Linked DNA regions of Homo sapiens: region 2 is linked to region 1. The links are chromatin loops, found by intact Hi-C in ENCODE. Cell type or tissue: sigmoid colon. All regions are shown on one strand. Each heading gives the region's core, and the rest is flanking DNA. Links, peaks and the distances in the headings are about the cores only.

The links. Peaks named below come from ENCODE experiments on the same cell type or tissue, not always from the same donor. Only the 100,000 strongest peaks of a DNase experiment are listed, where the experiment ranks them.
Region 2: it touches region 1 in a loop (3-fold over the local background); 1 of 110 quality-filtered maps calls a loop at or near these places.

The regions. Positions count from the first base shown.
Region 1 is chr10:84,588,607-84,593,000 of GRCh38, reverse strand. No RefSeq gene overlaps it. Among named protein-coding and RNA genes, the nearest start is that of CCSER2, 260 kb to the right of the region's middle. RefSeq lists enhancers at 1,855-2,356, 3,713-4,226, 4,227-4,394. In sigmoid colon, for the core only: no CTCF peak of the experiment used is centred there; DNase peaks (open chromatin) are centred at 2,000 and 3,848.
Region 2 is chr10:84,704,670-84,709,063 of GRCh38, reverse strand. No RefSeq gene overlaps it. Among named protein-coding and RNA genes, the nearest start is that of CCSER2, 380 kb to the right of the region's middle. In sigmoid colon, for the core only: no CTCF peak of the experiment used is centred there; a DNase peak (open chromatin) is centred at 1,973.

The sequences.
Region 1 (4,394 bases), core at 273-4,272:
TAGTTTCCTATTGCTACTACAACAAATTACCACAGTTAGCAGCTTGAAACAACACACATTTATTATCTTACAGTTCTTTAGGCTAGAAGTCCAACATGGGTCACTGAGCTAAAGTTGGAGTGCTGGCAGGGCTGAGCCGCTTTCCTGGAGGCTCTGGGGAAAATCAGTTTTCCTGCCTTTTCCAGATTCAGGAGGATCCCACAGCCCTTGACTTGTGATTTCTTCTCCATCTTCAGCCATCAACATGGCACCTCTCTGACCCTTATTCCATTTTCACATCTCTCTGATCACAGGCAAGAGAGGTTCTCAGCTTTTAGAGACTCGGGGTTAGATTGGGCCCACACAGTAATTCAGGATAATCTCTCCTACCACATTTTTAAATCTTCATCACAAAGTCCTTTTTGCCATGTAAGGTAACACTTACCAATTCCAGGAATTGGCATGGGGATCTTTGGTGGGGGAAGCATTATTCCGCTTATCACAGAGCAGATATTTTCCAAGGTAAAGTAAAAAAGATAAAAGTCTCTACCACAAAAGCATGTCCATTTCTCCTCATGCAGCCTACATTCACGGTATATTCCTAACAGTCACATCACACAGGAGCTCACATTAAGTTAACGGTCAACTAAAATTGCAAGATTGTTTTTTATGTTTAGGGCTAAGTCTTAAATAAACAATACCTATTTCAATATTTTTTTCTTGAAAGAAACTCCATTTTCAAGAAGTAAAGTGTTCAAATTATGATTGATTGATTGAGTGTAGCTGATATTAATCAGCCTTCTGGGTTAGCACTCACAGTCAAGAGAATCACGTTTTCATCTTAAATAAACAAACACATATTTACCTGTGGCTCTCAGAAGTGAGTTTTCATGAAAGACAATTTAGTTTTATTTAAGAAAGTTTGCCAGGCTCTTCTCATGGCTTATAATAAATGTAAATAAAGCCATGCTGCTTCCAGTGTTTAACAAATTCACTATCTATGGAGCACCTCCCAAGAGTGGACCAGGCACTGCTCTGAGCTATGAGAACACAGAGAGTAGTCAGAGCTGCCTTTAAGAACTCAGAGGCCAGGCTGGGTGTGGTGGCTCACGCCTGTAATCCCAGGATATTCGGACGCCAAGACAGGATGATTGCTTGAGGCCAGGAGTTCAAGACCAGCCTGGGCAACATAGTGAGACAACCATCCCTAAAAAAAATACAAAAATTAGCCTGGCATGCTGGTGTGCACCTGTAGTCCCAGCTACTTGGGAGGCTGAAGTGGGAAGACCACTTGAGCCCAGGAGGTCCAGGTTGCACTGAGCTCTGATCATGCTACTGCACTGTAGCCTGGGTGATGAAGTGATACCCCATTAAAAAAAATCAGAGCCTTGTAGGGAGAAAGGATTGTGGCCTTGGGAGAACCTCTCTGATGCAAGATCATATGGGGGTTATATGGGGGGACCAAGGGGGCCACACACCACCCAGGTGAGAGGAAGACACCAAGCCCTTCACAAGGTGACAACTGCTCCAGATTTAAAGTCAAGGAGCAGGAACAGTCCTGGCAGGGGGTAGAAGGAGCAAAGACATGGAAGTGTGAATGGTCTGCTCATGGAGGGTCTGTGGGATTAAGGGGCTGGGGCTGGGGAGTAGGAAGCCAGAGTAGGAGCAAAGGTAGAAGCCGGGTCCCAAGGAGCTTTGAGCCATGACAAGGTAAGAAGTAGCAGGAATGACAATTGGACACCTGGCTCTGATGGAAAGAGAGAGTGATTAAGGCTCTTCAGTCCAAGGGAACCACTGGAGGGGCCTCAGAGCACCAGGCGGGAGAAGGCATCATCTTTGACAGTGCAGGGTCTGCAGCTGGCACCATCTTTGCAGCCTCTGGCCAGGCTGCCCCCTTCCCCTGGGTTTCCAACTCCTCCTCTGGTGAGCAGGAGCCACCAACTCCTCCTCCCTATCACCGCATGATATAAAAACCCAGTGAACTGCAGCTCACGAGAGCCCTGGGACTAGTTCCAACTGCCTTACAAGAGCGAGGGCAGCCCATTGCTGTGAACGCTCAGTGCCAGCCCAATGTGTTCTGGGCAGTCTCAAGGAAACAAACAACCCGCTTAATAACCATTCATTCGGAATTGTATCCAAGAGTGCCCGGCCACTCTTCTCTAGGTGGAAACCAAATCTAACTGATTTATTTTAAGTGAGAGTTACACAAGTCATCACTAAGTACAGATTTAAGCTTTCAGAATTAATGAAAGGAAAAAATTGCGAATGTGCCCAAACCACAGTCCAAACGAGGCTTTGTCCTTGAACAATCGTAATTCAGGATTGTCGTCTCCGGGCCTGATAGTGAAAAGGAGACTTTATCCAGCCCCTTCTCCAAATAATAAAAATTGATTTTTGACTGGGGCAATCTATTGTTCCAGATCATTAACTTCAGAGAATAAATCATTTTCTGGGGTTTGCTGTTTCAGGTGGCTGGCAGTGCAGAACTAAAAGCTGCTTTCAGCTGGAAGGAGACTGGGGAGGAAAAAGCGGCCTCCCTTTTCTGATTCTCTGGGCTTCCTTTTAGGTATTTGAGTTCCAGCTAGAACTAAATGCTTAAGGCTTCTCATCATGAGGGTTGAGTTTCAGCTTTTCTTTCTGAAATGCCTTCTACCCACCCCTCCGGGTCAGCCTGGGGACATTAAGGATGGAGCTGACCCCAGCAGCAACTGATCCATGGGGCCCGGGACATGCCAACCCCACCCTGAGATCAGAGCAGGGAAACAGTGGAAAATAAGAAGTAGCAGTCTTAGTTTCCCTCTCTGTCCTCATCTTCTTTGAAATGTCCCTTTCTGCTAATGAGGCAGCTCTCCCTGGTTCCCCATCCTTGCACAGGTGTGGCTTTAGCCAGGGAAGAGAGGATGGTCTTACAGGTCACCTCCTCTGCCTTCTAGCCAAGGTCACTGGGATTGACAGTCCCTGTGGCTGTGGAGGGGAGACCTGAGGTATGCACTTGCCCTCCAGGTCCTCACTGGTTTCCTCTGGGTGAGTGGGGGCAGGGGGTGTTGAATAGCGTTGGCCCCTGAAATCTTCAGAGGAGACCACTGTTAGCTCCACAGGCCTGTGGCCTCTCAGCCACACCCCATGTGTCCTCAGCCACCTTCCCTACACCCGCACAGCCAGTAGGGAACCAGGAAAAGTGTCTCAAGCTGTTTCTTTGTTTAAGCATCCTACTCTGCCATTTTTCCCAATGCCATCACCAGCCTAGTGGGCCTGAGGCTGCCCAGAGCCAGAGGTTAACCAGGACTGGAGACGCAAGTCCCTATACTGTGGGCTTCCCTTGCAGCAGCCCCATGCCCCTGTCTTCTCGGTCCCAATCCCATGATCACCACTGATGAGGACAAGGAGTGGGGGACTGAGTTCCTCAGGACCCTAGGGAGAAGTTTCCCAAAATCCCTCCATCCTCATACCATGCCCCTTCCCACCTGGGGGAACAGAGCACTCCTGCATCTGTTCTTCCTTCTGATCCACCTGACAGATGCCCTTGTCCTAGAAACCCACACTTACTCCCCAGACTTCTGAGTTTTGTGGTCCAGGCCTAGAGTCAGACCCAATGCAAAGAGAAAAGCTCATTTAGCCTAAGGGAAATGGTTGGGTTTGAGTTGCTTTCTGCTATTTTTAGTGATTATTAATGAATGCAGGACTGGACACGAAGTTCCTGCTTGAATTTTCCCAAGGACAGTTCTGGGGGCCTCCTCCCTCTGAGACACCAGGGATGAGGGGGCTGGTAGGAGGGGTTCCACCTTGGATTCCATCTGTGCAGGGCCTCCCAGGGCAGAGGAGGGACTCTGCTGGCCTACACACATCCCTTCACAAGTGAGTAGGAAAACCAGGGGACCTGGCACCAGGCCAGCAGGAACAGAGGTGCCAGGCCTCAGTGAAGGCCAGCCTCTTTTGGACACCGAACTGCAGTGGCTGAGCCCTGGGGTTTGTTAGGCATCCTGATGTGAGATCTGAAACCCTGGATGCTCAGAGCCACCATCTCCCTACATCTTGTTCCCTGCAGAGGGGATTCTTCTCCCAGACACCAGATCCTGGAAGGGGGCTGACACACTGCCCACCTGCCCAGTCCTCTCTGTCCAGGTCTGAGCTTGTTCCTTAGGAGCCAACCCACCCACCATAGCATCACTGCCTGCTCCATTATCACAGCCTCTGAGGCAGTCACAGCCTCAGGCACTTCCTGCTGGGCAAAGAGGAAAGTGGAGCAGGAGCCATCCAAGCCAGACCCGGACCTGATGAGGACCACCTTTTTGGACACTGTCCTTAGGAAGCCCATTTCTCCTGCCCACTGGGTCAGAACTCACTCCTGTTGCCAGCCGCAGCCGCCCAGGAATGTTCCCCCGACCCCTAGCTCCAGGGCCTCCCACTCCCTCTGA
Region 2 (4,394 bases), core at 198-4,197, 120 kb before region 1:
AGAGACGGTGTTTTGCCATGTTGGCCAGGCTGGTCTCAAACTCCTGACCTCAGGTGATCCACTCACCTCAGCCTCCCAAAGTGCTGGGATTACAGGCGTGAGCCACCGTGCCCAGCCAGCAACAGCTTTAATAGTACTGAAAGGTAAACAAAAACAAAAACAAGTCAACCTAGAATTCCATAATGAGTGAAAATGTCACTCAAAAATGAAGGCAAAATAAAAACATGCTAAACATACAAATGCTGAAAGAATCCATTATCAGCAGACCTGCACTATCATAAAAGTGAAAGAATATTTTTCACATAGAAGGAAAATTATTTCAGATAGAAATCTGGATGTACACAAAGAACCAAAGAGCCCTGAAAATAGCAATCATGTGGAGAAACATTAAAAAAAATTCTTATGATTTAAATCTATCTGAAAGATTACTGATTATTTAAAGTAAAAAATAGGCTGGGCACGATGTCTGACACCGGTAATCCCAGCAGATTTGGGAGGCCGAGGCAGGTGGTTCATCTGAGGTCAGGAGTTCGAGACCAGCCTGGCCAACACGGTGAAACTTCGTCTCTACTAAAAATACAAAAAGTTAGCTGGGCATGGTGGCACGCCCCTGTAGTCCCAGCTACTCAGGAGGCTGAGGCAAGAGAATTGCCTGAACCTGTGAGGCGGAGGTTGTAGTGAGCCAAGGTCATGGAACTGCACTCCAGCCTGGACGACAAGAGCGAGATTCTGTCTCAAAACAAAATAATAATAATAGTAACAATGTAGTAGGTGGTTTTAACATATGTAGAAGTAAAATGTTTGACAACAAAAGTGCAAAGGCTAGGAGGGAAAAAATGAAAGTATTAAAGTGTTGTAAGATTCTTATACTATCCATGAAGTGGTATAATATTCTACTTGAAGGTAGAATGTGATAGGTTATAGATGTATACTATAAATTAATTCTAAAGTAACCACCAAAATACTACAACAAACAGTTAAAGCTAATAAGATAACAAAGGAAATAAAAATGGAATCATAAAATATACTCAACCCAAAAGAAGGCAGAAAAATAAGGAGAACAAAGAACAGATGAGAAAAATACAAAACCCCGGGAACTACCAAACCCTTGTCATAGAGACTGTGGAGGGGGTGGAGTGACCACCTGGTAGCCAGTGATGAGAAAGTGTACAGCATAAAGAACCCCCATCACCACTCCTGCTCCCATTGGGTGCCACAGACCAGAGGCAGCTGTGATTGGAATATGCATGATGTACATGGACCCACATGCACAGGTCAAATGCAAGAATCAGCAGTGGGCTGTCAGTAGCCCAGATCCCTGAATTCATCCTGTATCTAACGTGAGTGAGAGTCACCCCAAATCAGCATTTTCATACCATTCTGGTGCCCCAGTGCCCATAAAACAAGCACCATGGTGGCCAGCTGGAGTGGTTCACTTTCCAGACCTCTCTCCTGGAACCTGGGTCTGGCTGCTGGGTTCAACATGAACCCATAGGTGCAAGGTTGAGGTGAGATGGTCCTCAGGGCATCTGGCTGACCCCATAAACTTGATAGCTGGTCAGCAAGTACTCTCACAAAAGGAAACAGGACTGGGACCAACAGTCATCTCAGAGGTGTCCTCAGGGTACACCACCAAGATAGCTCTGCCAGCTCTGGCCCCGCCAGTCCCAGGTACTGCATGGGGACGTAGAAAATTTCAAGGTATGCATTTCCAACAACTGGGACCCATTTGGCAGCAGATCCAAACTCGGGGAACCCTGCCAGCCCTTGCTGGTCACAGCCACCAGAGTGGGACACAGACAATTTCAAGGAAGGCACTCCAAAGCTTGGGGCTCTGAAGTGTTGAAAGCAGGACAGTGGCCCATTTTCCAGGGAAACATGAAGAAGGAATCTCCCTCCCTGCCTGAGTGAAGTTGACATGAAGCAGAGCCTCCAGTCCACGTGCAATGAGGATGTAACGTGAGAGAGAAAGAAATGTTATTGTTTTAAGCCACTGAGATATGACGTTACTGTTACCACAGTAACTTAGCCCATCCTGACTAATGCTCAGGGCAGTCACCATGCCCCGCACAGAGCTGCCAGCACACAGAAGCACAGGGATTAAAAAGGAAGACACGCGGAGGGCTGGTAGCACCAGCGTGTCTTCTGTTGCTGTCGATTCTTAAATGTTTTTAACTGATAATGTTTGGCTGAGCCTAGCCCAGATTCTTATTCTTATTTTACTTTACAGAATCAAGAGATGATGAAGTTCTCTCATTAGGACTTTAATGTCACCCCCACTGAAGTGTTCTGCTTTGTCCTTACCCTGAAAGCCTGTCACTGGCCATGGTAAATTTAAAAGCAGAAAATTGAGAGCAGTCCAATCCTCCTAACCACATTCCTGAGAACACCCAGCACTTTGTCCACACTGCACCCTTGCTACATGCCCCTGCAGGCCCTGGAGCCTCCTGTGTGGCCTTTCCCACTGACTTCCCCAGAAGGTTCTGTTATAAAATCTCGAAGACATAGAAGCCAAAAGATGAACCAGAAATCCTACTCAACTGATCTCCTCCTGAAGGCCTTCATCTTTTGGGGATCCAAATACCTTTCCTCACCCAGCTTTCTATTCCCTATTGTTATTAATTGGTCTTCACATCCATTTAAATATAGTTTTGAAAAGGTAAGAAAATAATTGTCAACAAAAAATTCAATCTCATTTGTTACTGAAGCCTCCTTCCCTCCCAAGTTTATAATAAGTGGACACATAAATGATGTTTCTAAAACAGCAGGGAAGCCTCCAGCTCCCATCGTGGTTGCTACTGACATCTTCATGGTGTCATGCCAAAAAGTAGGCCCTTGGGATCCAGCAGTACTTCCTTCCATGGTGCATGACAGGTAAGGGAATTTCTACTAAGGCTGGGAATTGTATGTGACTTTTCCTGGTTGGTCATACAAAGCAATGATTTCCCCTAGGGTCTTGCTCCTTCTACAGAGCTACCACCAGGCTGGGAGCACTCCTACTCTCACTAACCCTGTCATTCCTGTCCTGACCGACTGATCTCTAATCTTATTTCTTGGACTACAGAAAACACTTCTTCCCTCCCCTTGTTACCCTGAAAGGCCTTTAATGACATTTCTTCAGGGCTTCAGGCTACAGAAAATTCAAAGCCAGAGAAGGCAATGTCTTCAAAGCCTCTTCTGCTTTGGGCCCTGGAACGAACTCTCTCTCCCACCCACCACATCCACCAATCAAGTCAGGGGACAGAATTGCCTGTCTACCTTCATACGTTGGTGTGCAAGGGTGGAGAAACATGGAAAATTCAGAAATGAATATCCCACTCAGGAGCAAATAATAATGATAATAACAATAATAATAATAATAATAATAATGTAAAAGTGCCTGAGATGAGTATACATAAAATATACACAACTTGGGTACTCACATAAACAAGCATGAGAGAGGAAAGAACAAATCATTTGTACCCGTAATTTCCAAGTGCAATCAAAATCAGGCAGAGTTCCTTGGACTACTCCTATGAATTTGCATAAATAATCTAAGCACTCAGCACATGTTCTGGGGGATTCAGAGCATTTAACAGGTAACTATTGTAAGTGGTTCTAGAAACCACTGTCCCTTTGTCTAATGCAGTTACTTCCCTGGATCGAATCCCATTTTGAGGCTGTGAAGTGCAGAGCCAACAATGTAAAGTGTGCCTGCAAAGTGATGTAAAATAAGATTTATTCAGGGTCTTCTGAGCCCAATTGTCTATAATGAAACTCTCACTTCTGCCTCTCCCTGGCCTCAGTTCCGACTCCAGAACATCACTGCACAGCCTGTGTGCTCTCTCTGCACTTAGGCTATCATTAGCTACAGCCGTTTTTGCCTCAAGTTCTGTACTTCTGGGCTTCCCGCATTTCCCAGTGAATGGCTCAAAGAAAGAACATTTTGCAAATTACTACTCTGTAGGTCAAAATTGTCAACTCCTCCTTAAAAACAACTGCAGCACCCCATTTTGAAAATGACTATTGTTATATAGCACTGTAAGGAAAAGACCAACATTATTGAATAGAGCCATCAAGAGCAATTTAGACCCATTTCATACCTGCCATATTTATCCTTGCTCCTTGGCAGAGCTGTGGTATGTGAGTATTTAACACCCTTCACAGAGCAGAAGAGCAGGCTGGCTATGCATTCTTAACGAGTCTGCCTCTAGAGTCCCAGGAATGAATGGAGAACCTCATTTCGAGTGAAAACACTGTCCTTGATACACACAGAAAATGAGCTGCCACAAAGCTAGGCAGAGCCCGATGTGTGTCTATGTAAAAGTGTATGCAAATAAACACAACTGACTCTGTGTATGGAAGTAGGAATGGCTGGGCAGGTGTGACTCCTGCATGCAAGTGAGCCTGAAGTT